2 separate regions of the Homo sapiens genome follow, and region 2 is linked to region 1. Evidence: read pairs that join two places in POLR2A ChIA-PET (ENCODE). Cell type or tissue: OCI-LY7. All regions are shown on one strand. Links, peaks and the distances in the headings refer to the core of each region. The heading gives the core; the rest is flanking DNA. Region 1 overlaps FLI1 (Fli-1 proto-oncogene, ETS transcription factor). Region 2 overlaps FLI1 (Fli-1 proto-oncogene, ETS transcription factor).

Region 1 (15,509 bases), core at 4,686-8,685:
TGTAATTTTAAAACTGAACGGGCTTTTCCAGAGCCTTGAGGAATGTGCATCTGCACGTGGATTTTTCCACAAAAAAAGTGTCCCTGTCTTTTGGATCTTCTTAGCCAGAAACAATGAGGCCAGGCAATCAGAGTCCATCCGTCTTCCCAACTCTTATTCTAATTTGTTTGAGAGGCTCAGAAGGGGCTGAAGGGCATGGTTGTGTTTCACCCCGTCAGACTCTGTTGTTTGATGAGGTTTGTGCTCCATTTGTTCGGATGGTTTTTATGGTTTCTTTGTTGTTCATGGAATAACTTTGAAGGTCATAATTCTGTATCCTCAAGCTCCTCTGCTATTCCTGCTCAATGTCTCAATGGGACTCATACCAAGAGAAAGGGAAGGAAGAAGTTTCCAGCTAGTTAGTTAAGCAATTTCTCAACACATTTATGGAAGCATGTGGAATCTTTCAAGAAAGGGGTTACGATCACAAAAGTTCGATTTGAGGAGTATTCTCCAAGACAACTGAGAAGCAAGCCCTTAGTCATGCCCAGGTGGGGAGCAGGTCTCCAACCTCTCATTTCCTGATCCAGCCCCTTTCCCAGCCACATTTCTGGCCTCTTCCCTTTCTCTGTGGTCATCAGCCCAGCCCTCTCCACTATCAATAGAAAAGCCCGAGAGCCCTCAGAGAGCCTGGAATGTGCTCCCACCGCTGTGATGTCATCCCACATCATCCATGTGCTGAAATCAGGGACTGGAGTCGGCCCCCAGGAATGTCATGGCCATGGGCTTTGAGACACTCTTCTTATGGGCCTTTCACCCAATCCAGACCTTGCCTGCTCTTCAGAGCTGCTTGAAGGATTTTGCTACAGAACTATGGACATTTAAGAAATGTCTAACCTTGTGTCAGTTTATATTTGTAGAACGCTTCATAAGGTGCTTTTCCATATGTTATCTCATCTGATCATTTCCACAACCCCATAAGGTAGATAAAACATAAATTTTTATTTCCGTATTAAAATTGAAGCCCAGAGGAGACTTTTGATTCATCCCAGGTTTCACAACAAAGAGTGTCAGGAAGAGAACTTGAACCAATCCTCTGACTTCACATTCAGGGTTCTTCCCATTACTTTGGCTCCCAGATAAGACTACAATCTTCTGAAAGTCAGAGTGTTAATATTCCAACCCCAGGGGGTGAGTACACTTCCAGAATTTAGGGATGCTTTAAAAGCCATTGCTGAATTGAATTTTATTTCTCCTGATCACTACAGATAATGCTCATGCAACTTTTCTGAGAAGCAGGCGATGCTAATGTACCCCTATTTGTTATTGTTCATTAGACCCTTCTTATGACTCAGTCAGAAGAGGAGCTTGGGGCAATAACATGAATTCTGGCCTCAACAAAAGTAAGTAAATGTTTTATAGTTCTTTGGAGGAAAGCATGTTTCTGAGGACAGGATTGGAGAACAGGATCATGAGACACAGGAGAGCAGCAAGCATTTGTTTCCCTGCTTTTTGAGTAGACATCAAAATTATTTGCCAATTTAGGGCCTTTCCATGATACCAGTCCTTGAAAGATGATATGGGATTTTCGTTTAGATTTTTGAGTTTTGTTTTATTGCGCTCGGTTTTAGAACATGGGAAATTTGAAGGTTTTCTTGAGACAAGGTTCTGTACCAATGAATGGTCACTGTCACTGGGTTTTGCTTTTGTTATTTAAATCAAGATAATGACTCTCTATAATTTTGCTCCCGTAACTGTTGAGGCTAAGTCGTACCAATTTCCCCATTCCCCTTGATACTGGGTAGATTTCCTCATATCATCATCTCACCACTTGGTGGAGAAATTGATGTCTCAGAACCCTGCCATCTCCTCAACAGGTTATCTTCTGTCCCTGATGAGGAGATGCCGGGGGGTCTGGGACATCAGGTTCTCCACCAAGTGGTGAGATGATGACATGTCGAAGTCTACCCAATATCCCCCAGTAAGAGAATAAGGGGCAAGAATGACTCATGAACTCCTGTACCAGAAATCAAACTTGCCATGCCTAGGAAGCAAAATATGAAGCACATGAACAGGTGGTAAAGGGAATTCTTTCAAGAAAGAGGTTGGGGTTACAAATTAATGCCCAAACAATAACCAAGACCCCTTCCAATTATGTGTATTAATTATTTACTTACTCTGCACATGACATTTGGCAATATAAGATTCACAAAGATGAATCAGACATGCACTGGTCCCATAAGCGGGAGAGAGAAATCAAGCACACACAGAACTCCTTTCTTCTGGTTGGTATCAAGGAAGGCTTTGTGGACCTGGTAGCACTTGAGTTAGCTCTGGAAGGAGAGGCAGGATTTGGACCTGTGGCGATATGGGCTGGGGAAGACATGAGCTTGGCATGTCTGACAGTCAGTGAGGACCTCAGGTTCCTGGAGCTTAGGATGTGTGATGCAGAAGAAGTCTGGAAAGGTAAGAAACAGAATTGTAAATGATGCTATGAAGATATGCCTTAGTTCTTTAGGCAATGAAGAGTCACTAAGGTTTTGAACACTGGCGTGTATGGTGGGTTGTGGGGAGACAGAAGAGTAATGAGGACACCAGTCAGACTAAGCCAGAAACCATGCAAGAAGCAATACAGATCTGTGATGCAGAAGTGATCATGGGAATGGAAGGGGTGTGTGAGAGATACCAAGGAGGAAACTCACAAGACAGGGACACCAGGAAGCAGCTGATCTTTGCTCAGATGTCACTTTCTCAGTAAGGACTTCTCTAACTTTCCGATTTGAAAATGAAATCCACAGCCTCAGTACCATCAGTGATGCTATACTGTTAGTTTACTTTTTAAAAATTTGAAAATGAAAAGGTGACATTTAAGCAAAGACAAAATTTTAAGAATTTAAAAATGTGTTTATTATTGTCTCTCCCATTGGAATGCGAGTTCTACCAGGAACTGCTTGTTCATTCCTGAATCTCCAGCCTGGAGAACAGGGCCAGCACATAGTAGATTCTAGGTAAATGTTTCTAAAATAAGATGAATAAATGAGTCAGTGGAGAGTGGGCGAAGGAATGAGTGAGAAAGCACATCTGTCAAGACGTCTTGCTCCCCTCGGGGAGCTGGGTCCTACTCACTGCATTTCTTTCCCTCTTGCCACAGGTCCTCCCCTTGGAGGGGCACAAACGATCAGTAAGAATACAGAGCAACGGCCCCAGCCAGGTACCTGCCCAGGATATGTAATCTCTCCTTTGCTTCCTGCACAGTTGTTGATTTCACATGGTCAACTGATGGAGGGTTTAAACAATATACCACATATGTTTTCTCTTATTTCTCTCAAAGAGGGTCTATCTTTGACCCTAATAGTCCTGTGAATGAAGTAACAGGTACTGACATCAAGTAGAGACTTGTTAAATATCAAAGGTGAAAGAACTTGAAGATGAACTATTCCAATGCTTTATTTTGTTCAATAAAGAAACTGAGGCCCGGGGAGGTGAAGTGACTTGCTAAAAACCATACAGCTGGTTAATGAAAGAAATAGGGCTACAATCCCAGATCCCCCAAATTCCTGTCCAAGCCTTTTATGCTTCACCAAACCTTACTTTCAGAAATATCCCCATCCTGTGATGAGTTGGCTTAACAATTAAGGCAGAGGAACTTTGAAAGCCATGGACCTGGAGACTCCGTATTGGAGAGGAACTTGGAGATTTCTGGGTCTATCCTACCCTCACCTCTACCTTACTTGTGCTTGTAGTAAAACAGGGCGTTGACTTTCTAGCTGGGCTCAGTTCCACTATCTGACCCAAAGTCTGCCTCCTGGAATTTCCACTCAAGCTTTTCCTTCTGGAGAAGCCTTCCTCCTGCTTCCTCCGAAATCCTTTGCATATCTGAAGACAGCTGCTGTGCCCAAGCCCCAGCTCCTCTCTCTATCTTCTTATGTGATGCAGCTGAGATGAAGTTCTGAACAAGTCATTTGCTTTGGGGTAGGCAAACATTGTTCCCCATCTCCACAGAAGGCAGAGCAAGAGAAAATCAACTGACATTTCACCTGGAAGGTTAAGAAAAAATTTGCTGACTGTGGATCATAAGTCAGATGTAGAGAGTTTTAAAGACTGTCCAATAACAACAAAATTATGCATTAGTCATCACCTGCCAAAAATAATTATCATATTAATGATGTGGATGAGAAAAGATGGTCTCAATGGGCTTAAGGACTTTTGAAGGTAATTTATGGTTCTAAGTAGAAACCCAAAAATCATAGTGATATTTTTAAAACTGCAATTATAGTTGAAAAATAGCAAAATTTTACAAAATACATGACAATTTTGCCAAGTCGAGACCCAGCTCTCTACCATGATTTCCTCAACTAACAAAAAAGGAGATAAACCTCTCACCTAAACCAGTATTGCAAAGACTTTTTCATGGCTAAATAAACACATACGTTTTGAGGAAAGTGAGATTTTAAGAATAGTCATTTTATAGCTAAAATGTACACTCTGGTTTGTGCTGACATTTCTGGCTTGTGTGACATTTCAAATCACAGAGTGTTATACTAGAAGAAAACTGAGGAATCCAGTAGCCCAACCCACTCATTTGTCAGATGAGAAAACTGATTCCCAGAAATTGTCCAACAAGTTATTTGTTTATCACATAGCTGCTGCTAAAACCCAGGCTGCTTGGTTTCTAGGCATGTGTTTTTCATGCTACATTTAAAAAAAAAAACAGATTAATAATGTTGTTAGTATTAGGTAGAGTTATTAAAGACCAGTAACCATGAGACCTGCTTTAAGCCCATGGAGTCAGCTGTCCGTTGTATCATTGAATATTATCCAGTTCCTTTCCAAATGTTTTCTTTGTTTTGCTTTGGGTAATGACAACATAATCTGCACATTTTAGATGCCAAAATAAGAAAAAGTAATCCTGTTCCTATTCTTTGTTCTTTCTGTAATTATTGAGATGAAGACCACAAATGTCATCAAGATCTTTGAGATCTGCAAATAAAAGCAGTAAAGTTTTCTGAAATCAGTCTTTCCTGTGATCTTGAAATAAAAGTATAAACCCTTATGGTTTTCTTATGGTTGGTACGGTTGTCATATTTTTTAAAAACACTGAAGCAAATTTCCTTTTTTATTTCCTTAGATCCGTATCAGATCCTGGGCCCGACCAGCAGTCGCCTAGCCAACCCTGGTGAGTTTACCTTGGCCTGCAAGCCTTTTTTGCCAGAATGTTTCGTAGCTTTGTGAAATCACAGAGACTTCTGTCCTAAGTCCAGACACCTGAGTGGGGAGTAACATGCACGTCTTTCCTTGAAATGTTCAATGTCTGTTTCTGGAGCATGTGAACAACAGGTCAGGGCTTGTTATGAGGTGTCAAGGTTGGTTAGCTGAGGATACTTCTAGGAATAAACACATCAGCACTGCACATGTGCACTTAGGTGTAGATGAGTAATAAGTGGCACAGGTAGGTAGGCGTTTCAATCAGAGAAAATGGGCAAGAAAGAAAAGAAGACAACTCCACTCAGCTCTCAGTTGTCTCCCGCATGCCAGGCACAAGTTCATAAATATTCCAAAGGGTTTTATTTGTGATTTTAGAAAGTGTTGCCAAGTTATCTGGCCTTATAAAAGAGATGTGTCCTGGAAAAGTTGCAGATATAGTCAATTTGACCTTGTACTTTAAAGATTTAGTATCAAAAATAACTCTCAAGAGGGTCCTTCTAAACCAAGTCCATCGAGATTGGGAGCTAGCAGGCCCTTGTCGCAGTGTGGCCCACTCACCTTCCCATCCCAGGGACTCTGCCTACCCATTCCTTAGTGCCTGGTCATTACTGCCAGAGGAGAAAGCAGCCACCCAGCATATTCTGGGTATTTTTCTCTCTGCACAAGTTCTCTGTAGAACTTAGAGCTGCAAGCCAAGCTCTGGGCCTGCCAAGGGCCAATCCAGGTCCTGTCCATCCAAAAGCTAAAGCTCATGGCGCAGCTTCTCCCAATGACTCCCACAGTCATGCCTTGCCCCTGACTTTTTATTGCTGACAGGGAATTCCCTGGGGGACATGACCACTAATTAGAGATCAGTCAGTGATTCAGGCCTTTCTAGATGAAGAGATTCAAAAGCCTTGCCAAAGGGATTGAGGGGGGATATGGCTCACCCAAGATCACACAGCTAGTTCTGGGCAGAGTTTGCACCTCACTTCCCACATTCCATTTACCAGGCCTTGGGGCAAAGCATCTTAGGATCTAACCTCGCTTATTATACCCATCTCCAAGGCAAGCAGAAAGGCAAATCAACAATGACATAAGAAGGGCTTGTCAAGTCGATCCCAATGTCGAAGGAAACAAAAGGTTTCTTTAAAAGGATGAGAAGCTCCCTGCATTTAGGGAACTGGGTTCTGCCTTCTCTGGGCTGAGGTGTTCTGTTCTCTCCCGTTTGCCTCACGGCGTGCAGGAAGCGGGCAGATCCAGCTGTGGCAATTCCTCCTGGAGCTGCTCTCCGACAGCGCCAACGCCAGCTGTATCACCTGGGAGGGGACCAACGGGGAGTTCAAAATGACGGACCCCGATGAGGTGGCCAGGCGCTGGGGCGAGCGGAAAAGCAAGCCCAACATGAATTACGACAAGCTGAGCCGGGCCCTCCGTTATTACTATGATAAAAACATTATGACCAAAGTGCACGGCAAAAGATATGCTTACAAATTTGACTTCCACGGCATTGCCCAGGCTCTGCAGCCACATCCGACCGAGTCGTCCATGTACAAGTACCCTTCTGACATCTCCTACATGCCTTCCTACCATGCCCACCAGCAGAAGGTGAACTTTGTCCCTCCCCATCCATCCTCCATGCCTGTCACTTCCTCCAGCTTCTTTGGAGCCGCATCACAATACTGGACCTCCCCCACGGGGGGAATCTACCCCAACCCCAACGTCCCCCGCCATCCTAACACCCACGTGCCTTCACACTTAGGCAGCTACTACTAGAAGCTTACTCATCAGTGGCCTTCTAGCTGAAGCCCATCCTGCACACTTACTGGATGCTTTGGACTCAACAGGACATATGTGGCCTTGAAGGGAAGACAAAACTGGATGTTCTTTCTTGTTGGATAGAACCTTTGTATTTGTTCTTTAAAAACATTTTTTTTAATGTTGGTAACTTTTGCTTCCTCTACCTGAACAAAGAGATGAATAATTCCATGGGCCAGTATGCCAGTTTGAATTCTCAGTCTCCTAGCATCTTGTGAGTTGCATATTAAGATTACTGGAATGGTTAAGTCATGGTTCTGAGAAAGAAGCTGTACGTTTTCTTTATGTTTTTATGACCAAAGCAGTTTCTTGTCAATACACGGGGTTCAGTATGACACAGAATCATGGACTTAACCCGTCATGTTCTGGTTTGAGATTTAGTGACAAATAGAGGTGGGAAGCTTATAATCTAATTTTAGGAGGACCAAATTCAGTGGATGGCAACTGGAACATTGATTGTAAGGCCAGTGAAGTTTTCACCCAACTGGAATTTGATGGAAAGAAGGTTTGTGTGTTTAAGACGCCAAGGGCATTGCAGAATCCCTCTCAGTGGACAGTATGCACTCAGCTGACCACTCTCTCTAGAAATAGTCAAGATATGAACTAAGAAATTTTAATGCAAATACATACATTCCTGAAAGACGGGGAATTAAATTACTAATTTTTTTTTTTTTTTAAATGATGACAGTGGTCCCAGAACTTGGAAAAGTTGTAGGGATTTCTAAACTCAAGCAGATTCGCAAGTGCTGTGCGCTTGTCAGACCATCAGACCAGGGCCAACCAATCAGAAGGCAACTTACTGTATAAATTATGCAGAGTTATTTTCCTATATCTCACAGTATTAAAAATAAATAATTAAAAATTAAGAATAAATAAACGAGTTGACCTCGGTCACAAAAGCAGTTTTACTATCGAATCAATCGCTGTTATTTTTTTTAATGTAATTTGTACATCTTTTTTCAATCTGTACATTTGGGCTGTCTGTATGTTTTTATAGCTGGTTTTTAAAAAGCATAATATGCCTATAGCTGAAAAGGAAACAGGGCTGTTTAAGTCACTGACTTATGAGAAAGCAAAGCACTGGTACAGTTATTTAACAGGCATACACAAGCAGGGAAAAGATAATCCATTTAGATCTTTAATGCTTTGGAAATGCGTGTAACAGTACTGCAATAATCACAGCTCTGGGAAAAACAACGAAACTTTCCCTTGTGGAGAGGAGGGATTTTCCTGCTCTATATAAGCAACATATTTTTAGACATTAAAATATATATAATTTTGCAGGTAATTGTTGACTTTTTTAACTATATTAAGTGTTAAGCTGACAACTGTCAAAGAAGACCATGTTGTAAAATAATTTGACTAAATAAATGGTTCCTTCTCTCAGTGCTGAGGACAGTTTTCTTATTTACCGCCCCCGTTAGGTCAAAGGGTTTTCCCTGGGGAACTTTCCTATTTACTTCTTGCACTATCAAGAATTTTTCGAATGTACCTACTGCAGTACAGCAGAAGGTAAAAAATCAGTGTGGTTTTTCATTGTTGTTGATGATGTTTGTAGTGTTTTTGTGTGTGTTATTTAAATCTTCCTCCAGCCTAAAAGGGTTTTATAAAACAGCAGCTAAGGCCATGGATAAACCTGTATGTAAGGACTGGAGCAAAGCGAGCTGGTCTATCCAGACTGGTCTGTGAGATTTAACTCTGCAGCCTCCCCTGGGCACTTCAGACCCAGACGGCCACCTTCTGCCACTCCAGCAAAGAATAAGCGCCCTGCTTCCTTCAGGTCTCAGACCAGGACTTTATGGCTCATGCAGATTTTTAAGGTCATTTTTCTTCCCAAGGAAGAAACTTGCCTCCAGTTCCTTCACTGTTAGGTAGCTTATTTTCATTTTCTCTATTTTACAATGAAAAGAGTGAGACCTGGGAAGTCCTTGATTTGCAAGGAATTAGACTCACAGCATTGGTAACCCTAGAACCTTCTTAGGGTAACACTAAGTACCTTCTAGACAACATGTCTACCTAAATGAAATGGGATGTGTTTCGGAACATTTGTCTCCAGTTTTTTTTTAATCTTGCACCCTGCCATTTAAAAAGATGTGTAAAGCACATATTCTCAACATATGCACATTGATTTATAAATCATATATACAAACTGTTACATTATTCTTCATATTAGAAAACAAATACAAAATAGAACATTTTAAATGGTGATATAAAAATAAATTGAAACTGAAATTCTACTCTTTTCCTCCTATTTTCTCTATATTGAATATCCTCTGCTATTAACTCTCAAAACAAAGATGTTGGTCTTTAGTGAAAAAAGTGTATGCATGTACTGGATTTCTAGTGACTTCCAAGAAAGGAGAAAATTAAAACTTGGTATTAGTGGCCCAAGCATAGAAAGAGGAATGATGAAGGCCAGGTATGTTTAAGAACAAACTAGCTGAATTCTTTGGCAGATCTCCATCTTAGCCACGCAATTTCCCCATCAATTTTGAAATCTGCAAAGTATTCATTAGGGAAAATGGAGGCATATATTTCTGAGTGCTGTAAGAAGATGCTCAGCCCATTAGTTCATTCTTTTAAAGGTTTTCTTTATGTGTCCTACTCAAACACTGGCTCAGGCTCATCTTCTCTACACAGTCATAGAGCTTTAGCCAAATCTCGCCCCCTGAATATGTTCCACAGTGATTTGTCCTATGCCTCAGAAGCTGGCCCACTGGCTGACAGGACTGGGGCACCATTTTCTCCTCATAAGCATTTGTACAGAGGGGGCACTGGCATTTATTCCCCTGCAATGCCCAGATTGAACGTTTGCTAGCTGGCTCCAGGGCATGCAGCGGACTAGTCCCAGAGGACAAACAGAATCTTTGCCCTCCTGTCTGCTAGTCCAGTCTTTTCCCTGCTGGATCATTCTGTGCCTGTGCCATGAGGTTTCTGCCATCTAACAAACAGTGCCAGCCAAGCAAAGCGGGCATGCAGGCCTGCAAGTGGTTCTCATGGAAGCTGTTCCTCCCCACAGTTTGGGACACTGACCAACAGTCCTTTAGCAGGAGGTCGTCTTAGTCCATTTGGTCTGCTATAACAAACTACCATAGACTGGGTGGCTCATAAAAACAGGACTTTATTTCTCACAGTTCTGGAGGCTGGGAAGTCCAAGATCAAGGTGCCAGCAGATTCAGTGTCTGGTGAGGGCCCTTGCCTTGGTTTATAGAGGGAACCTTCTCACTGTGTGCTGATATGGTGTAAGGAGCAAGGGAATGCTCTGGGGTCTCTTTCATAAGGGAATTAATCCCACTCTTGAGTGCTCCACCCTCATGCCCTAATCACCTCCAAATACCTTCACATTGGGGATTAGGTTTCAGCATATGAATTTGGGAGAAGGGACAGACACAGTCAGTCTATAGCAGAGGTCATCTTTTTTCAGTGTCGAAAAATGTTGTTGAGTCCCACACAAAGGAAGTTCTATTTTATTTTATTTTATTTTATTTTATTTTATTTTATTTTATTTTATTTTATTTCTGGAGATAGGGTATCTCTATGTTGCCCAGGCAGGTCTCAAACTCCTGGCTTCAAGCAATCCTTCCACCTCAACCTCCCAAAGTGTTGGGATTACTGGCGTGAGCCACCACACTGGGCCTATTTTCAATATCTGTTATTTTAAAACATTTTTAATAGTCAACAGCCACTAGAAAATGTAATGACACTTAAAAAGATTGTTATTTTACTTAACCAATAACATCTGCATGCAAGTGAGCGATGAACATACACAAAGGGAAATGGATTAAGAGGTTCTCAGATAAGGTTTGCTAGTTTAGACCAAATGAGATCAGGAGGTTCTAGAACACAAGGGAGGAAAGCAGCATCTGTCCACCCCAAGCCAAGTTACTGCCAACCCAAGGCAATGCTTAGTGGATAAATAAAAACCTGAACAAAATGCAGTACTTCATGTGAGAGGTGGTTTCTGTGGACTTGGATTCTTACCGTATTTCCTCTAATATCTGTTCATTACAAGCATCATGTAAACCTGTTGCCTTAAAAACTCTTGAAAAGGTGTCCTTTGGGGGAATGTGCTTGGGGGAAGCAACCCTTAAGCATGGCTGTCTGCTGCCCAGCCCCACTCCCACACCTTGCTCAGAAGTTCCTCCACCATCAACAGCACCACTGAGCTTGTGTCCAGAAGGCCCTCAGGGGGTCGAGGTAAGAGGATGCTTTGTATCAGTGGGGGCAGGGATGGGAGAGGTAATAAGAGCCGGGATGGGGGCCAGGGGAGTGACTGGGTTCTGGTGAGCATACAGAAGCTTTGCTGTTATTCAGGAAGGAATGCAGGTTTTGCAGAAAGCACATTGGGCATTTCATCACGTAGAAAGCTACTGAAACTGACACTACACGCCCTCAGCCAGGGAGTCCCGCTAAGGGATTATGAAAGGCAGGCTGATACCAAAACTACAAATCCCAGGCTCCCCCGGGGGATGGACACTTGTGAGAGGAAGTGGGTTAGCCAGTCAAACCTCCAGGGTTTCAGCCAGTTGAGAAAGGATAGGGAGGGAAGTTTTAAAAGGAATGTGGGCCCACAAGCCTGGGATCTGTCTCTCTCTCTCAGTCTGATGCGGCCTCCTGTCTAATTGTTTCAGTCTGTCCGAGCTGGTAAATCCCTAAGCACATAGTCAATTTACACTCAGCTTAAAAGCTCTAGAGGGAGACAGGAAAAATTTCCAGTGAGACCACTCACTCACCTACAACTGCTAGATTAACCTTCTGCATTTTAACTGAGTTAACTCATATGTTTTCTTAGTGGGAGGAAAGAGGCAATTTGAGTAGACAAATGAAAATGAATACAATGCCAGAAACCCTGGGTTCAAATGCTGGCCCTTCCACCTACTGGGTAACTTGTCTTCATCGATTAACTAGGACCTGAGTTATACCTCCTGCATGAGTTTCTGTGAGGCATCGGACGACAGTGTGGAAAACCCATTGTAGACTGCTGTACAGGAGGTTTATGGATAATCATCGTTGTCTGCTAGTATTGGCTAGTATTTTTCAAGAACATTCATTAAGTCCTTGGTAGCTGGTGGGCACCCTGTTTGGGGAGTTCAGTGCAGGGTCATTTTTGTTTTGTGGTCAGAAAGACATTTTCCAAATGGGTGCAAAGTAGAAATAAGTTGGGTTTTCCAGAGAGTCTTTGCATTTTCCCCATCCACGGCCCTCCCAGTGCCCCACTTGGGCTTTTGCCCTTCCTTGGCTCTATGTGTGCACCTAAAGCCAGGGGAGCGTGTGGCCAAGCTGCAGGATGTTGCAAATAAAATGAGATTTTATAAAGGAATGCTAAAAATGTGCTTTCACAGCAATGTTGGATGGGATTTTTCAATCGGCTAAGAAATAGAGGTTGGGAGCTGGGATTTTATGCCCGGCAAGCTCGGAGCTTGATTTTTCCATCTATAAAATGAGGATGATTTAATAACTGTACAAGAGTATCACTGGAGTTAAGTAAGATAGTGTACATAAAAATGCTCTGTATGTTGAAAAGAACTAGGAAACTGCAAGATTTCCTAGGTATTATTGCCAAGGTCTTACTGTCTTCATCGAGAGGCAACTCCTCTTTACCTTCAAAACTCTGTACAGGTCTCTGTTCCTCTCTGATCTAAGATAGAGTGAAGCCACACTATTCTATTCTATTCTATTCTGTATTGTGAATATACATTGTGATTTTTTAAAAAACTGTAAAATCTTGAAATAGTCACAAACTTCCAGAAAAGTTAGAACAGTACGACGAACAATTTTTAGTGAATCATTTAAGAGAAATTTGCCAACCATGCTTCATCAACCCCAAATGCTTAAGGGTATATTTCATTTAAACAACAACCTTTTCCTACATAGTCCAGTATAATCAAGAGAATCGAATAACTAATGCAAGCGGATTACTCCTATGTAATCCCGAGGCACCATGCACTGTTGGCTGATTGTCACCACTGCAGTCTTTTGGAGCAAAAGGTTCCCATTCTAAAACACTGATTGTGTATAGCTGTCATCTACCATTAGTCTCCCTCGGTCTTTCAGGTCTGTGACAATTTTGAATATGACAGGTCAGGTATTCTGTAGAATGTTCCCCAATTTGGGATTGCTGGTATCTCTTCGCGATTGGATTGAGCCAAGGCTTTTCTGAGAGGACCATCGCAGAAGTCATGCTGCCTTCCTCTCCTGTATTCCATTGCATGGTACATCATTTCAACGTATCCCGTTATTGATGAAGTTCACTCTTTGTTTAAGGTGGTGCCTCCCAGCCTTCTCCTTTGAAAAGTTATTCCTTTACCCTTTGTAATTAATAAGTATTTTGCGGAGGTTTACTTTCAAAATATGTAAATATCCCATTCAACATCAAATTGCAAAGTATTCATTCATTTATTTATATCTCTAAGACTCATGGCTCTCTATTTTATTGAGTGGATATGATCTGTTCTTTAATGATTACATTGTCCCAATGGAAGGATATTCACGCTGGCTTCTGTCTCCTTTGACATGTTCCCATCAGTCTTTAAGTGCTTCCTTACTTTCTCGCACAACAACTTATTTTGGAGTTTCTGCCCTAGCCCTGGAATTAGTCATCTCCTCATGGATTCCTAGTTCTTTTTAGTGGAAAATGCTATTTAGAACCCAATACCTGGGGGATAGATGTGCCAATTGCTAATGGGGTGTCCCTGCTCCCAGGCTCCCTCAGTGTACAGAGCCAGGCAATAGACGTAGATACATACATACACATATATTATGTATGTATGTATGTGACTATATGCACTCACGTACATACATACATATACAGTCATGCCTTCCTTAATAACGGGGATACATTCTGGAAAATGTGTCCTTAGGTGATTTTACAGTTGTGAATATCATAGAGTGTACTTCACACACCTAGATAGAACAGCCTATGACACACCTAGGCTACATGGTACAGCCTATTGCTCCGAGGCTACAAACATGCACGGCATGTTACTCTACTGAATACTGTAGGTGACTGTAATACAATGGGAAGTATTTGTGTATCTAAACATGGAAAAGGTACAGTAAAAATATGAGGATAAAAGTTAAAAAATGGTACACCTGTATAGGGCACTTACCATGAATGGAGCTTGCAGGACTGCAAATTAATCTAGGTGAGTCAGTGAGTGAGTGGTGAGTGAATGTGAAGGCCTAGGACATAACTGCACACCACTGCAGACTCTGTCAACATTGTACACTCAGGCTACGCTAAATCTACAAAACCTTTTCCTTTCTTCAATAATAAATTAACCTTAGCTTACCGTAATTCTTTATAAAGTTCTAAATTTTTTAACTCTTTTACTCTTTGGTAATAACATTTAACTTAAAACACAAACACATTGTACAGTATAAAAATATCTTCATATCCTTATTCTATACACTGTTTTTATTTAAAAAAATATTTCGTTTTACTCCTTGAAATTTTTGTTAGAAATGAAGACATGAATTCATATTTAGCCTATATCCTGCCTGAGGCTGTTTTACAGTTAACTTTCTAAACATGTAAGTAGGCATTATCTACGTATATCTAAAATCTATCATTCTAAAATAATGATAAAAATCTATCATTTTAAAGTAATGATACATAAACAGTAACATAGTTGTTTACTATCATTATCAAGAATTACGTACTCTACACCTGCTAGACTTTCATAGACCGTCAGGGAAGTAGGTTTGTTCACATCAGCGTCACCACAGACATGAAGATTGCATTGCACTTCCACAGGGCATGAGCACCGATGTCACTGGGTGATGGGAATTCTTCACCTCCTTTATAGCCTTGTGGCACCACCATTGCATATGGGGTCTTTCACGGACCTAAACATCTTTATGCAGTGCATGACTGTATATGCTTATACATTTATATCTATATTTATTTCTGCTATCTATATGACTATGCATATACATCTATTTCTGTATTTATTTCTACTACCTATCTATATTGAAACCCTGAGTTCACTCAGAAGCATTCATTTCTAATCCAACACTGGATGTTGATTCCCCTTTTGTGTCTGTAATTCCTTTATTTGACAGTGAAAAGAATGGTTTCCATTAGACATCCTATAAGCCCTTCCTTGTCAATCCTTCTGCATGCACCCGGTCTTCCATCTCTGCTGCACCCCTCACCTCCATGCAACGTGTTCATCTCCCTGCATTGGCCCTAAACTCCCATCCAGGCCACCCCACTGCATGGGCACCCTCCTCACCCCACCCCAGGCAGTGCCTCTGTGTGGATGTTGTTCTCACCCTGTTCAAGCTCTGATGCCCCAACCCAGGCAACGCCTCCACAGGCAAACCCTCCTCAACCAGCTGTAGCCCTGACAGCCAGGACAGGCTGCACGCCCTGCGTCCCATGCTCTCTTTACTCCACTTGGGCACTAACACTTCCCATCAGGACGCGCCACACGGAAGCCCTTCTCACCCCGTTCAGGCTCTGATATCACTACCCCCTGACACCTGCCTTGCTGTGCTGCACCCATGGCTCCTGCAGTCAAGAC
Region 2 (15,509 bases), core at 7,526-11,525, 88 kb before region 1:
CTGACACATATCCATGTATTAATTGAGCTGCTTCTATGTGCCAGGTGCTGGAGTACAGCAGTAAAGCAGACAGGTATAGTTCCTCCTTGGACAGAGGTAATAGTCAAGGCAAAAAAAAAAAACAGTTATTGAGCTTGTTGTTATAAGTGCAAAGGGTTCTATGAAAGGGGAAGTATGGGGTGCCTCGGGAGGGCACAACGTGGGGACCTAACCTAGTCTCAGAGGTCAAAGGCTTCCTTAAGGAAGTGACATTTAGGCCGAACCCTGAAAGATAAGCCTCGGAGTCAGTATGAAAGAGAACAGGCCTTCCAATAAGTCTTTACTGGATGAGTGAATGAATGAAATGGCCACCCGGGGCATTGCTAAATTAAGTACCTTGAGCTTAGTCATCCTAACCATAGTCCCCCCAGGCATTATCTGTGTGGCCATAAGCCATTTTCTTAGCCACTCTCTTCTTCAGTAAAGGCAAGTAGAGTGTAATGAAGAATACTGTGAGAGGACAATTACCTTAGAAGGCATTATCAGACTAATGTTTTACTGAGTGCATAGAGTACATATCTATAGGTTAATATGCCTTTACTATGCAATGCATCCAGAAATTTCAAAGTCAAGAAGATTCTAGGAGGCTGAATTCCACCTTTAGAAATCTCAGCTATGAAAGCTCTGGGTTTCAACTTGATATAACTCTTCACTGGCCAGAAAAAAAAAAAAAAAAAAAAACGGCAACTCTTTGGCAAATAGAGCTCTGGAAGATGCGCTGGCTGGCGCCGACATAAACTGCTATCCTGATCTCCATCAAAGATGTGGGCCTTCTCATGCTGCAGTTTCCTCAACTGCAGAACAGGGAGATTCTTCCAATGATAATTTTACCTCGAAGTGATGTTGTAATAAAGATGGTGGTAAAAGCATTTTGCAAGACCAAAAAAAGAAACACCTACTAAACAGGCATGCTGTCTATATCTGGTGTTTGTTAGAATTTCTGAGGAAACCCTCTGGTCTAAGATTCTAGAGAGTCTACAGAGGTTGATAACTGGGATTGGCTTTTAAGATCTTTTCTGGAATGGCTGTTCCCTTTACCTCATTATTACTTTAAACAACTTTGGCAGGAGATATCAGTAATGCCAATAACAATAATGATGATGATGATGATGGTTACTGAGTAGTTACTGATGAGCCCAGCACTGTGCTAAACACTTGAAGGACCTTTTTTTTTTTTTTTTTTTGACAGAGTCTTGCTCTGTCACCAGGCTGGAGTGCAGTGGTGTAATCTCAGCTCACAGCAACCTCCGCCTCCCAGGTTCAAGCAATTCTCCTGCCTCAGCCTTCCGTGTAGCTTGGACTACAGGCACGCACCACCACGCCCAGCTAATTTTTGTATTTTTAGTAGAGACGGGGTTTCACCATGTTGGCCGGAATGGTCTCAATCTCTTGACCTCGTCATCCGCCAGCCTCAGCCTCCCAAAGTGCTGGGATGACAGGGGTGAGCTACCGCACCCGGCCCTTGAAGGCATTTTAGCACTTGACTTCCACCACAGCCCCAAGGAATCCATCTATCATGACTCGCACGCACCCAGTGAGAAGAACCAAGACATACGAAACTCAAGTGACTTGCCAAAAGTTGTGCAGCTAGCAGGTTCTGTCTGATACCAAAGACTTTACTCACTGCATATGTGAAATATTTTGAGATTTTCAGAATAAGAGCTCAGGGTTGCTAAGTGATTAAACATATACAATTAATTATTCCTGCCCTGGAAGACAAGAGTGTTACCATTAGCAGAAGTTTATTTTTGCAATTCCTCTGGCCTTCTGGTGTTCCCACATGCCTCCACCCCTTTTCCTAACGTATTGCTTGCCTGTTGTTTAAAGAAAACAAAAATTTATTCTCAAACTTGTCCAAATAGAAATGAATTGCATTAAAAATAGTGAAAGCCATGGTGAAGGACTGAAAAAGTTGAGGAGTCAATGACATTTGCAGAGCCCCTGCTGTGCAACTTCCATGGGACTACCAGGACCGAGGCTATATTTTATTAATAAGATCTCAATTTGTAAGGGTCATTTTATTATCTCCGTATCCCCCATCCCACCTCATTTAGTTGGATGATCTAGAGAGAAAACAGCATTTCTACCTTCTTGCAATGGAAACAATAGGCTTTGCTTGTGCCACTTTTATTTTCCCACTGGGGAATCTGAGAGATGACCTGATTGAATTCCACCCGTAAAGGTCATGCTTTGAATTCAAGGCAGAGGAAAAAAAATGAAGAAAACATTTTGCAATGATACCCCACGAGTCCTGAGCATGCTGGGGCCTCTCCTGGTTGCATTGTGGTCTGCTGATAAGGATAACATTAATGACAAGTGGAACATTTCCAGGACAAAGGAAATTCCCTGTTGTATTGTTTAAAGGAAGCCACCATCCACTAAGGAGAGCAAGGTTTGTGATGTAGGCACAGATTTCCCTGCAGGAGAGGCAGGGAGAGCTGCCAAGCTGCCTGTGAGTATGCCTGTCCTTAATTTCATCTGGGGAAGCATTTGCATGGTTAGAAGTCAATAAGGGGTCATGGCAGTTTATGGCATTGGTAGGGTTAGGAGCCAGACTGTTAGAAATGGAGGCACATTGGCTGGGGGAGTAAAAAGCCTGATTCATACAATGCAGCCCATTTAGGAATCATAGCAAAAGCACCAGGAGATTTAGAGAAGTTGATCTGGTTTTGAGTTTAAATTCTGGACCTCCTTCTCTCCCCACCCCCTCCAAGCCAAAATGTCAGAAAAGGGCCTGGTTTCCCTTTATGGAGTGCAAAATAAACAGATCCTCAGCAGCAGGAGAGGGGCCCAGTTCCCCAGCCCATAATGCCAGAGCTGGGGGTGGGGGTGCTGTGGGGAAAAGCAGTTATTCTTCTGTCTGGTTAGTATTTGGCATTGACTTTCATTTTCTCCAACCTCTGTTTTCTAGAAGCCTGCCTGTACGGGAAGTACAGGAATAAAGAGAAGCTGATCGTGGGGGTTTTCTTGCCAGACTTCAAAGGAGGTGGATTTTTGATTTTTGATAGTTTGGAGAGCTAGTTCCAAAAGTAAAAGCTGCTTTGGGGACTTGAACCTAGACACTGGGATCTTAGCCGTGTGCCCATCAGAGCCGCTGCTCTGCTCCTGATGGAATGGAGTGCTCTGGGCTTCCCACTCTCCTCTCCCAGTCCAGGAGGGCTGGAGCTCTGGGCATCTCAGGGTCAGCTGCGGTGAGCCTGGCCACAGGGCTCTGCATTCCTTCTGGGCTTTGCTTGGTTTGAGTGGGTGTGACCGCCAGTTTACTCTGGAGAAAACTGAGACAAAGAGTCTAAATTGGGCAGGATCTTGAATCTAATGACTTGTTTACAGACCCTGTACTTTTTCCAGTGCAGGGAGGAGGAAGAAGGCAGGGCATGCTCGTCACTGTGGGCATGGGCACATTGCTGTTTTCATCCTAAGGAGGTAGGACAGCTTCAGAAAGCAGCAGGGCATCTGCCTGGCAGCCAGCAGGCAAAGTGGCATGCTGTGTAATTTTCCAAGGTAGGGAGGAAGCAGTGGCGGCTTCTGCTTGGTCCTACCGGCTTGGCTTCCGGGGCACACGCTGCTCTGGGGAGAATGCCTGACCCTGCCACATGAAAGGCCTTGCTTCCTCCCACTTCAGCTTCAAGCGATGGGGAGATTACCCTCCTCACCCCTGCTCCAAGTGCATCACAACCCAGAGCACCCAGCCAAGAATGCACACCTGTGATGGGGCTAAGGAGGCCTCACTGGACCTGTGTAAGGAGAGAGGAGATTCCCAGGAGGACCTCACTAATAGAAAAGCACACGCATGATGGTTTTGCTATCGTGTGACATTTATTTCATACTTGCTACCTGTAAGAAATTCCTTGAAAACGAAATAGTATATGGCAAGATTTAAGGACTTGCTCTTCCAGATTCTGGAGGTCCTTCTGGAGCCCAGGGATGCTGTTTCTAAGGCATGTAGGTGCTGAGGGTCTACCCCAAAGGGCAGTTTGGGACTGCAGGGCAGGCAGGAAGTGCCTTTGTTTGTGTGCATGCCAGGCGGTTTATAAACATCCCCTTTACTTCCCTTGCCAACCCAGGAGTATATATTGCAATTACCACATTCTGATGAGGAAACTGAGGCTCAGAGAAGTTAAATCATTCACTCCAGGCCATACATCTGCTAAATGTGTCATGCTACATCCACTTTGCACCTAGTTTGAACAGGTTTACAAAGCAAGTCAGTAACCCCTGCATGCCTGGGTGCCTGAAGTTGAAAAGGGGTGGCTCTAAGATGTGGTCTACTACCTCTCCTGGACTGTTGCAGTTGGGTGTGGCTGATTTGAAATTGTGCTTCAAAAGAATGAGTTCTAGTCCCTGAATAGAGGAGCTCACACCACAGTGCACTGTAGATCTTTGTGATCCAGAAGTCCTCCAGATGTTCCCAAAAGGATCTCTAAGGTGTTGCTGGGGATGTTGTGTGTATAGGGAGTGTTCCCTTGGGGGCCTCTGAGCCCTCCTGGCAGAGAAGCCTCATAGATAATGGCATCCCCAGAAAACTCTACACTTGGAATGGGACCCAAATTAAATACAGCACCAGCAAGACTAACTGAGCCACTACCTGGAATATGTCAAGATACAGCAACTAACACTTACTTTATGTTTGTCATTTGCAAACCCTATCATGTCCGTTAATCCATTCAAATGCTGAGAGGTAGGCAGGGCAGCTATTATGATTCAAAAAAGAGGCCACATCTTTGTGGATTTGGGTTCTAATCCCAGCTCCTGCCGTCACTAGATGTGTGTGGTCTGAGCAAATCCTTCCACTTCTCCTAACCTTAGTTTCCTCATCTGCAACATGAGAAACTTGCTTTCCAAAGTGCCTCAAGCTATGGGAGTGGGGATACGGGAATGAGTCTCCCCAACATTCAGAGGCTCCCCCAGAGCTGGCAGCCCAAGGCACACCACTAAGTGCCACTGCCTTCTCCTCCCCTCTGCTGGCCGGATACTGACCAATGGAGAAACCAGGACTGGGGCGGGAAGGAGTAGGTGGTAAGATTCTTTTTCACTTGTTTCCTGCACCTGGAGACAACAGCAAGACCATTATTTGGATGAGTTATTGTTTAGAGTTTTGTTTGTTTTGGTTTGGGTTTTTTTAGCTTTATGAAAAGAAATGCCTATTTTTCAAATTTCAATTGTTCCTTTCTACTGCCTGTCCAAGCTCACTACTTTTCAAGAGGCCAATCCCTGGGTAAATCTTAGTGAATAGCAGTCGACTGTGTTATTTATCTGTGCCCCATGCTGGAGGTGCAGACTCGGTGAGACCAGCAGAGCAGCTGAGGTTAGACTCAGTGGAAAATCCAGAAGTGCAGATGTGGATCCAAATTGGGCTGAAAAAATCTCATGAGATCAGGCTTTCTTGGACTTCCTGCTTTTAGCCTAAGCACTATGTTCAACATAAACGAACTTTCGGTATTTTGAAACTTCCGTTTCTGATCTCAGAACCTGGAAGTAAAGAGCTGTTGTGAACATTTCCACAAATTTTGTCATGGTTATTCTGGAGGCAGAGTTGAACCCTGTAATTACGGAGCTTTGGGACTCACTACACCCACAGTGGCCTGCCTGGATTGCAGTATGGGAGAGGGGAAGGCATTTTGGTGGAGAGTCCAGGCTTTGGAGACAGGCAGGACCCTGTTCAAATTCTAGCTCTGCCATTTCCGGCCATGTGACTGGACCTGTCAGAGTCTCAGTTTCCTCATCAGTTAGATTAAAAAAAAAAAAAACAGTTCGTAATGTTGTGAGGACAAAATGGTCTGCGTGTGTGTGTACTCTTTCTCCCCTTTTCCCGTGTGTGTGTGTGTGTGTGTGTGTGTGTGTGTGTGTGTGTAAAATCTGTAATATTTATTTACTTATAGCTTGAATAAGTTCCCCTGGGAGTCTCAGGCTGCCTGCCTCTGATAGATGTGACATTGTGAAGTTGCTGAAATCCACCTAATTAGCTGTCAAAGAGTGCATTATACAAAGACAGCGAGGGCTCTGCATTCAGTCTAAGCTCTAAGGACTGGCACGATCTCTGGTGGACTTGAAGGGCAACGGAGACTTACTGCAAATTTTGGGAGCTGAATTACATTCATCCCGTCTACTCATGTTTCTGGGGCCTCATTTGCTTTCCTGGGACAAGCAAGGGCAAGGCGCTGGGCAGGTCAGTGCTGTGAGAAAGCAAGGTGCTCCAGCAGCATGGAGTCACCGGCTGAAATGGACAAGAGCTATGCAGGGCAAGGAAAAAGGGAGGAGAGGGAGTCAGGGCCATGGGAGACAAGGGACATGGAAAACCCACCCAAGGCTGCTGAGAAACAGGACTAAGTTAGTAAGCCCATCCTGCAGGTGCTACTACTTCTTCTCTGTTTCTTGGCTTACTTTTTTTTAAAACTCATTACGTGCATCGTTTAAGTTCTTTAAAATAATGATTGCAGAAGTGTCACTTCATCCTTGTATAAAATTTAAAACGTATAGAAAATTTCAAAATAAGAATGTAAAAGCACGCATAGTCTCACAATACAGAAAGCAGCCGATTCATATTTTGGTGCCCTTCCTTCCGGTCTTTATAATGCAAATATATAGACATATATGTATTATTTTATCTAGCCAGAATCATATTGCTTTGTAACCTCCTTTTATTCTCTTTATATTAAATTACGGCCATGTTCCTGTATCATTAAATATTACACTATATCACTACTTCTGATGGAAGTACAGCAAACCACTAAACACGGAAGTCAAGTCCTGGGCTCTGGAATAGTATATATTATTTTAGTTATGCCCAGCTTCTGGACCTGGGATGGCATTTTGTAACAGACGCAGCCTTATCTCTTTTGTATTTTCATAAAATCTTCAGTATAGGCTCTAAAAAGGAGCCCACGTGAAATGCTGAAAAGACGATGTTTAAAAAGTCACAAAGTCCCCCTAGAGTCATAAAACCAGAAACACTGGGGGGTGGGGAGGCCAAGCCGGGCCTTCGCTCACCTCCTTGTGCCTCTTAATGCAGCCCAGATGGAAGCCCGTCCAAGACCGGATTGCAGGCAAGCCCAGGGCCCGATCTGATAGCACAAAGACACCCACAACTCTGAATTTCCTGCTACCAGGAGGCCTCTTTTTGCATAGGCTGTCTGATTTACACATACGTGGAAAGCAGCCACTAATAATAGAAGGGTTGCCTCTTTTCTTCCGTTGTCAGACTCCGCGGGCCCTGCTCAGTGACTCCCGCGTCTCCAAGCAGCTGCCTGCCTCTCTTTCTGCCCCTCACAGCAACAGGGTCAGCCGGGCTCCTTGTAAGAAAGAGGCCAGGCCCTCTGCGCCTTCTCTGTGTGTGGCGGAGGTGGGGAAGGTGCTTTCTGAGGGCTCTTTGTCTGGCGAGCAAGCCGGACCTCTGTGCAACAGAAGCCGCCTCTGGCCACCCCCGGCCCTTCCCCCTCCACCCAGTCAAGTTCTGCACAGCCAGTGTTTTCTCCTCCAGCCCCAGCTAACCTGAGCTCTCTCAACTAATCCAGAGAAGCTTCTGGAGAATCTGTCCTTGCCAACTAGGGGCTGGCAAGTTCGTGAGAGAGAATTAATTCTCTGTGAGCCCCTTAAGACTAGTAACTATGTGGAGCTCACCCCTGTAGGATGCACCACAGACAGCTGGAATGGTCAAGCCCTTCAGGGATGCCTTCTTCTGCTGCCTTGATTCACATGGTGCCATCCACTCAATCATTCATTCATTCCGCCAGCCTGTACTTGGCACCTCCTATTCTCAGCACGGTGTAGAATATAGGGATGGAAGAATGGAGGCGAAGACAGACGAGGTCCCTGCTGTCACAGAAGAAACAAAGAATAAAAAGAGAAGAAACTAGAATTGAAGAGTCTGTGGTGGGGATTGCAGGGGAGATGCCTGTCAAGTTATAAAAGGCCCTAATACATTTTTGCTTTATGTTTGAAATTGTGACCCTGTCCTTAGCCTATTCCCAACCAGCCTCAAGCATGGTTCAGTCTCACAGTCCAGCTGCTGAGCTGTAGAGAGACCATCTCTTTATACAAGATCAATTATGGGTGCAAGAGCATGCCTGGCTCAAGCACACAGACCCACAGACCCTTGTGGTCAGGGAGTTCCTACATGAACCCAAACCTTTGGGGGCTGGGATGTTTACTCTTGGCACTCTGGGATTTCCTGTTTCTAAGAAAATGGGCCTAGATGCTCAGCTACATTAACCAAACAACATGTTGACACAAATGAATCTGAAGCTTGCCCGCTCCAGGCTCTCTAGAAGGTCAGGTTTGGGAATGAAGGCATTTGGGTGACTTTCCAAACTCTGAATCCCAAGCCCAGTGACTCAGGCCAGGTATTAATTTGAGGGATCTGCTTCCCTCCTCTTCCTGCCTAAGAAGGCCCCACTAAGTGGCTAGAGTCAGAGGCTCCCTGGTCATCTTGAGTAGTGGGAATGCTTCTCCTGTCTGTCTGCAGCTGGTCTTAGAGGGAGGCAGCCCAGGTAGTATGGTAGGATGCTCCAAAAGACCCACCCCGCAGAAACCTCCATCACGTTTCTGTCTGCCTGAAATCCTTGCCATGGGTTCACTCCTTTGAACGTCCAGGAGGTTCATGTAAAAATGTAAAAGTTACCCCCTGACGTGACTTAACCATATGACATTTGACACACGACTATATGACATTTACTATATGGCTGAGCCTAGCAAGGTCCTGGGAATATGGAAAACCTGAAACATTTTGACAGGGTATGGAGGAGAGGAAGGGGAGAAAGCAGAGGAAAAGCTGACAAGGTCAAGGGATGCTTCTCGGAGAAGGGAGAAGGGCAGGAGGAGGATGTTCAGGCAAGGAGCAGAGCAGCCTGGAGATGCCAGTTTGGTGATTATGGACACCTTGGCTGCTTAGCCAGAGGTGGCCCTCACAATGCCATTCCTGCTGTGCCCACTGCCCAGAGTGCCAGCAAACACTGCAGGATTTGCTTGCTCAGACTTCAGGCAATGCAGCTTTGTCTGCTGGGGAGAATCTTACCATTTTTAACCTGTATTTGAACCAAGAGATTTGCGTGACCTCCACAGGAAAGTGCAACTATCTTCCAAAAATGTATAAATTATCAAAGATGTATTCTATAACAAAAATGACAGTCCTTGAGATGTGGTGGATTAATATTGCTAGATCAGGAGCTACTCAGATGAGGTAAAGTCCCTTTGGGAAAGCACAGAGCCTGGGGAATGAGGGATGGAGGCCAGTGTGCAGAAAAGCCGTGCGGAAACACCTCGTGCAGTCATTCTCCTATCGAGCTCTGGGAACCGCGGGGTGGGGGAGAATCCAAACAATCGGGAGGAAAAATATCCCTGTTCTAGCTGTTCAGGCTGCTGTAATGGAGTCCCATAACTGGGTGGCTCATCAACAGTGAATGCTTATCTCTCACAGTTCTGGAGGCCAGGAGTCTGAGATCAGAGTGCCAGCATGATCGGGTTCTAGTGAGGGCTGTCTTCCTCACTGTGTATCTGCGTGGTAGAAAGAGGGCAAGCTAGCTCTCTTGGGTCCTCTTTATTAGGGTACTAATCCCGCTCTGAAGGCTCCACCTCCACGATCAAATCACCCCCTGAAGATCCCACCTCCTATACCATCACATTGTCCGTTAGGATTTAATGTATGAGTCTGGGGAGGGACACAAACACTCACTCCATAACAACATGACAGCTGGCACCATGGCACAATTAAAGAGAAGAGAGGAGCAAGTGGGGGCTCAGGCAGTGTAGGCGGGATGGAAGCTCCCTGTGGGCTTGGACTCATGTAGGAGGGCTTCATGGAGGAGGTACATTGTGGTGCAGGAAGGCCCATCTCCATGGGTGTCTACGTCTCCAGGTGATGAGTCAATGTCTTTGCAAACATCAGAAACCCAAGAAGCATGGTGAGCAGGAACACTATGGGTAATCTTAGGAAATTTGTGCACAAGGATGGAGACATTCCAGAAAAAGAAATAAAAGAGGTGCATTCCTGCTGCCATATATGTGCTGAGCCCCATGAAGCAGTGACATATGGGAAAGAAAGGGGAAGAAGGAGGATAGGTATAGAAAAACCCTGCTTGAGATTCCAAAAGTAGATCAATGCAACCCATTTGTTCTTTCATTAATGTAATCATCCTTTATTGAATACCTACTATCCTGGGCAGTGTGCCAAATTGAGAATGCAATTATGCATAAGACATGGTCCCTGTCTTTGATGAATTTAAGATCCTCTGAAGGAAAGAGGTGTAAATGAACACTCACACTAAAAACAAGTGCTTTCATGGTGCTAGGTGCAAAACATCACAAAAACCCAACCACAGGAGCAACCAGCTCTACTGGAAAGACCCAACAGAGTCAGGAACAGATTTATAGAGGAGGAGGAACAATGGAGTTGATTTTTTTTTTTTTTTTTTTTTTTTTTGAGACGGAGTTTCACTCTTGTCGCTCAGGCTGGAGTATAGTGGCGCCATCTGGGCTCACTGTAACCTCTGCCTCCCAGGTTCAAGCAATTCTCCTGCCTCAGCCTCCTGAGTAGCTGGGATTACAGGTGCCCACCACCACTCCAGGCTAAGTTGTTTGTATTTTTAGTAGAGATGGGGTTTCACCATGTTGGGCAGGCTGGTCTCGAACTCTTTACCTCAGGTGATCCACCCGCCTTGGCCTCCCAAAGTGCTGGGATTACAGGCATGAGCCACCGTGCCTGGCCTGGAGTTGATTTTGAACATGACTCAGAATTTACCAGACAGGGTATTCCAGGGAGAGGGACCAGCACGGAAAGGGTGTGAACATGGGATGGTGCCAGGCCAGTGAGAGTGCCACGGATATGGGGCAGCAGGTGAGGAGGCAGGACACAGGTGAGGCCTGACCCCAGAAAGCCTATTGTGCCAGGCTATAGGGAATTTGGGTTTTCTGTTGTCAATGATGGGAAAATCAGTGCAGGTTTCCAGAAGAGGATGTGACAACTCACATTTTGTTCAATTGAGTTAAATAAGCACTTATAGAGTGTCTACCACATGCAGAACACTCACTGAATCGAGTATGGATGATACAAAGAAAAATCTATCCCAAGCCCTCCTGCCTACACTGCCTGAGCCTCATGGGACCCTAAATAAGTTTGGTAAGGAATGAGTGGTGAGAAAGGGTGAGGAGAAACAAGAGCACACATCGTCTTGATACGGGATCTAAATGGGTGCATGGTTCTAGGAGAGGCACAAGGGTTTATGGAGGTAGAGATTCCCAGTGTCCCAGATTTGTTTCTTCACTCTCAGGTCAAAGCAGGCCTTATTTAGGAGGCCCAGTCATTCCTCATTTCCCTTCCTTGGTAATATCACTACGATTCTCTCTCCTCCCACTGGCCAAAGTGTTTGATTAAGCCTGCAGAGAATGATGGGGTTCAGTAAGAATGCCAGCAAAGAGACGGCATAAAAGCCACCCAGAATGGGGCTGACAGCGTGGCCTCTTGATAGTCCCCCATGCTCTGTCCAGGGGGAGGATGCTAGGCTGAGACTCTAGGTGTTCTCGTAGTTTCGATAAAAACTATAATTGACCACCACAAGTACCAGTGGATGTGTGAGGGTGAGGGGAGAGCTGAAGATGAGTAGTTTGTTCTGATTTCAGTTTATTTTGGGCTCTTCTAGCCTCAAGTCTGTGTTCAGCTAAAGATATATGGCTGCATAGGCAAAGGGACCTGTTAGGTGAGCCTGAAGGTGATTCTTGCATAATTCTCAGAAACTCAATCAAGGTCTTCCTGTATCTCCCGCTTCCTCCCCTTTCTCCTGCCTCCAACCTGCACATGTCAGTGCATCCACATGCACACACATTCAAGCAGGACATAAGGCGGCCGGCCGGTCCACTTCAGATCATAACCAAAAGTCTTGGCCCCTCACCACTCACCTGTCAGCCTCAGGCAGCCAGGGACCCAGCATGGGAGGCACACCTCATGAGAACTACCCCAATGCTCAAGTGCCCGCAAATGCCCACAAACCCTTAAATGTGTCTAGGAACCTTTCACCAACTGAAGCCTGACTGCAAGATGAAGGAAGGACCTTTGGAATGTAATAAATGATTTCTAAAAAGACATCTCATCATCCTTTCTTTCATTCTCTCTCCCTCTCTCTCTCTCTCTGTGTGTGTGTGTTTGTGTGTGTGTGTGTGTGTCTGAGTTGCCTCAGGGCTGGTGGTTTCAAAACTAGCAGCTGCAAACTTATGAAGGGAAAAAAAAACCCAAACCACAAAACCCCGTCTTGTGAAAACTGTGTGCCAGTCTAAAAGTGGCAGTCCGTGCAGGAGAAAAAGCCTGTCAACGTTCAGGGCAGAAGCAGGCAGTGTGAGATCACAGCTGGCTCTTGACAGTGAGGAGGAATTCAAATGTGTCCTGGGCATGGGGACAGTAGGGGACAAGGACAAGGCAGAAGAGAAGCCGGAGGGGACTGAGGAGTCCAGATCCTGGCTGGCCAGGGGAGGCCTCTCTGGAATGGCTCCGTGCTTCAGCTGAGCCCTCTGAAAAATTCAGCTTCCCAGATGCAAATCAGACCAGCTGCTACTATCACATTACTGAGTCTTCTTCCAGAACCCCCGAGGTCCGGTCTCCCCTCTCCATCCACTCAGAAGCTTCTGAAGCATGACTGGCAGACATAAATCTCCCCCAACCGCTGGCTCAGCCCCCCTGCCCTCCCCTGAAGCTGACACCCACCCATGCTCCCCTGTGTAGGCTCACCTTTCAGAACACTCCCGATTACACATTAAGACGCTGCCCCAACCCAGCCCCAGACTCCTACTCTATGGCTAGTTTCAACCTACAACTCAATCCAGGGGTGCAGGGGGCTGGGGGTGCAACCGGGAAGCCCAAGGGAAGATCCACTTGGAGAGAATGAGGGTCCTGCCTGGCCCCAAGGCTGGACAGAGGAAATCCTCAGGTGTCATCAAAGATGAAGACTGGAGAAGGAGAGTTCCTGGAGGGACACTAACCAGCCTGGCTATTTCTCCTGCCACCCTCCCACCCCCCTACCCCCACCCCCGCCTAAGCTCCATACCAATGGCCTCTGGCCAGAACAAAGTGGATACTTGAGTCACTTGGCTAGATAGTTGGGCGGTGCCCTCTTTTGTATAGGAAAGGCAGGCCATCCATAGGCCCACAGACAGAGACAGAGGAGGCCAAGCCCCAGAGACCACAGTGGAACAAGTGTCTTGGGGTGCTTTGCCCATAGGTGCAGCTTAATGAAGGACAGCCAGAGGACACGGTTGTAAAAACAGGGCAGCAGAAATCTATGTGAATATTATAAGTATTTGAGGAGAAGCAAAGTTAGTGAAGTGATCAAAACGGAATGGGGTTAATGACAGAACGCTTCAAGGAGGAAGTTAAGTTCTGAAGGAGGGGAGGGACAACGGCTGGGGCAGAGGGGGGAAGAGGAAGTGTGTTCTGCAGGGGAGGGTGCTGTGTCTTTGGGAAGGGCAATACTGATTGCATGGTGGCCCTGGGAGCTGTGCCACTCTTGAAGGTCCTGCCTGGCGTTAATATTTGGATATATTTTCAAAGAGGGAGAATCCTCTTCTGTATTAGTAATAGGCATGTCCGTAGTTGAAAGAATGTAGATTTTGGAAGGAGCACACTTCAGAATCAGATCTGAGTTGAGATCTTAGCTCTGCCACTTATAAGCTGGGTAACCTCCCAAGCCTCACCTTCCTGAACTATAAAATGAGGAAATTATTTCATAAGGCTATGGTGAGAATGAAACGAGATAACTTACGCAAAGTCCTTAGTTCCATACCTGGCAAACAGTAGCTCCTAAATCAATAATGGCTAGTATTATGTATATACTTTATAGCTTATGGATTAGAAAACCAGCGATAGCAAGCCACTTTAAGTCCTCAAGAGGAAGAGTGTAAGGAGTTGGGTGGTCTAGATGCTGATCTCAGCAAGTCAGGCCCTGTTTCAACCTTTCCGTGAGATGCAGGCAGCCAGGACCTGGACAGAGCCCAAGGGCCAGGTCTAGAGTAGTGGTTGCGGAAAGGGCTGATGTATCAGCTTCAAAGGCTGACTTGCTGCAGCCCAAGACCTTGGTACATAGATTTAAGTCCCATCTGATTGAGAAGGAGGTGCATTCAGCCACATGTGTTCATAAACACTTAACAACTGGCTCTCCAGGTTTGTGTAATTTGCACTTATTTCATGATGCCCAGCTTCAAGCTCCCACTGGGCATGCAGTTGAGAAGAGATGCGTGCAACTGGCTCTCAGGAACCTCATGAGCCAGTTCCAGCACACCACTGCATCCAGCCACCCTGTCCCACAACCACAGCCCATCTCAGAGCAAAAGAGGCACCTGTCCTCTATGTCTGACCTAGCTTTGTCTAAGTGGAGAGGTAAGGAGTTAAAGCGGGGAGAAGAGCAGGCATTCCTGCTCTCTTCTCTGTCCCACACCGGCCAGAAGTAAAGCTTCCCTCCCTGACCCACTTCCCCTCAGGCCAGTTCCATACTGACTAGCAAGTTCATTTTCCTCACAAGCTGAAACAAAACAAAACACAAAACGTGGCCCTCTCCCTTGGGCCTTCAGCAGAGTAGCTCCGCTTTAAGAGGAATCACAGGGTGCAGCCCCAAATGCCATGGAGTCTGATAGTGCAGCAGGCCGGGGGCTAACGCTGTCTCCACCCAGCTCACCACGCAGGTGGAGCGGCCAGGACATGGGCATGCCTTGGCCTAGGCAGTGCACTTCCGGATTCCCTTTGGGAGGCAGCAGGGAGGGTCTGGCCTCATCCTTAATGAACTATCTGGCAGAGGCTGTCACAGAACCATGGGACGCCAGAGCCAAAAAGAGCTTAGTAATCACCTGTGTGTCCCTTTGCTGCGCAATGAGGGTGCTGCGGCAGAGGCCGCACCTCTTAGCTGTGTCACCTCTGGAGCTGGACCGCCCTCTCTGGCCTGCTGCTGGTGGTGCTCCTGCGTGTTGACGCTTGGACACTTTTTGAACAACATTTCTTCCATAACTGCAGTGGCCCCTGTGAGTAAAATCTCCCTGAGGCAGGTTCTATGCCTTCTCTTGTCCATTCCCCTTGGGCACCCAGTATGCCCTGAGTGTCCTTGTGACCAGAGCCACTCCTGTTTTGCAGTAAGGGAAGCCAAACAAGGAGCAGAGTCAAGGCAAACGTTCCAGTGCGTTCTGTATTGGGATTCTTCCCTTCAGGCACAGAAATTCTCATTTGCACTCCCCATTTGCCCTGGTGGGCATCCCAGCTGTACCTGAGTATCAGGTAAACCTGCCTTGGCTACATCAAGTCCAGGGATATGATGAACCATCTAGAACTAACCACATTCAATTAGTCCCCTAGCCAAGGGTGGGGTGAAGGAAATGAGAGGAACCTACAACTTTTTGCAACCTCTACTCCAACCGCCAGAGACACACCCTTCTGCCTGATGTTCTTTGACTCAAGGAGTTGAGAACCACTTTGGGTCTACACAGATATGACACAGCTACCCGTGTCT

Evidence for each region. ChIA-PET counts read pairs that join two places held together with the same protein. Peaks named below come from ENCODE experiments on the same cell type or tissue, not always from the same donor. Only the 100,000 strongest peaks of a DNase experiment are listed, where the experiment ranks them.
Region 2: POLR2A ChIA-PET joins it to region 1 with 25 read pairs; 2 of 35 experiments call an interaction of 5 or more read pairs at or near these places.

Annotation. Positions count from the first base shown.
Region 1 is chr11:128,804,050-128,819,558 of GRCh38, forward strand. FLI1 (Fli-1 proto-oncogene, ETS transcription factor) reads left to right here. Exons shown (of 9, transcript NM_002017.5): 6 at 1,317-1,382; 7 at 3,131-3,190; 8 at 5,108-5,155; 9 at 6,410-9,218. The coding sequence ends at 6,939. Among named protein-coding and RNA genes, the nearest start is that of KCNJ1, 55 kb to the right of the region's middle. RefSeq lists enhancers at 11,417-11,526, 15,313-15,509. In OCI-LY7, for the core only: no CTCF peak of the experiment used is centred there; no DNase peak of the experiment used is centred there.
Region 2 is chr11:128,713,507-128,729,015 of GRCh38, forward strand. All of the region lies in intron 1 of FLI1 (Fli-1 proto-oncogene, ETS transcription factor), which reads left to right. Among named protein-coding and RNA genes, the nearest start is that of SENCR, 25 kb to the left of the region's middle. RefSeq lists enhancers at 2,101-2,626, 2,566-2,725, 3,666-3,765, 4,434-4,953, 5,472-5,681 and 5 more. In OCI-LY7, for the core only: no CTCF peak of the experiment used is centred there; no DNase peak of the experiment used is centred there; H3K4me3 peaks cover 1,695 bases; H3K27ac peaks cover 4,000 bases.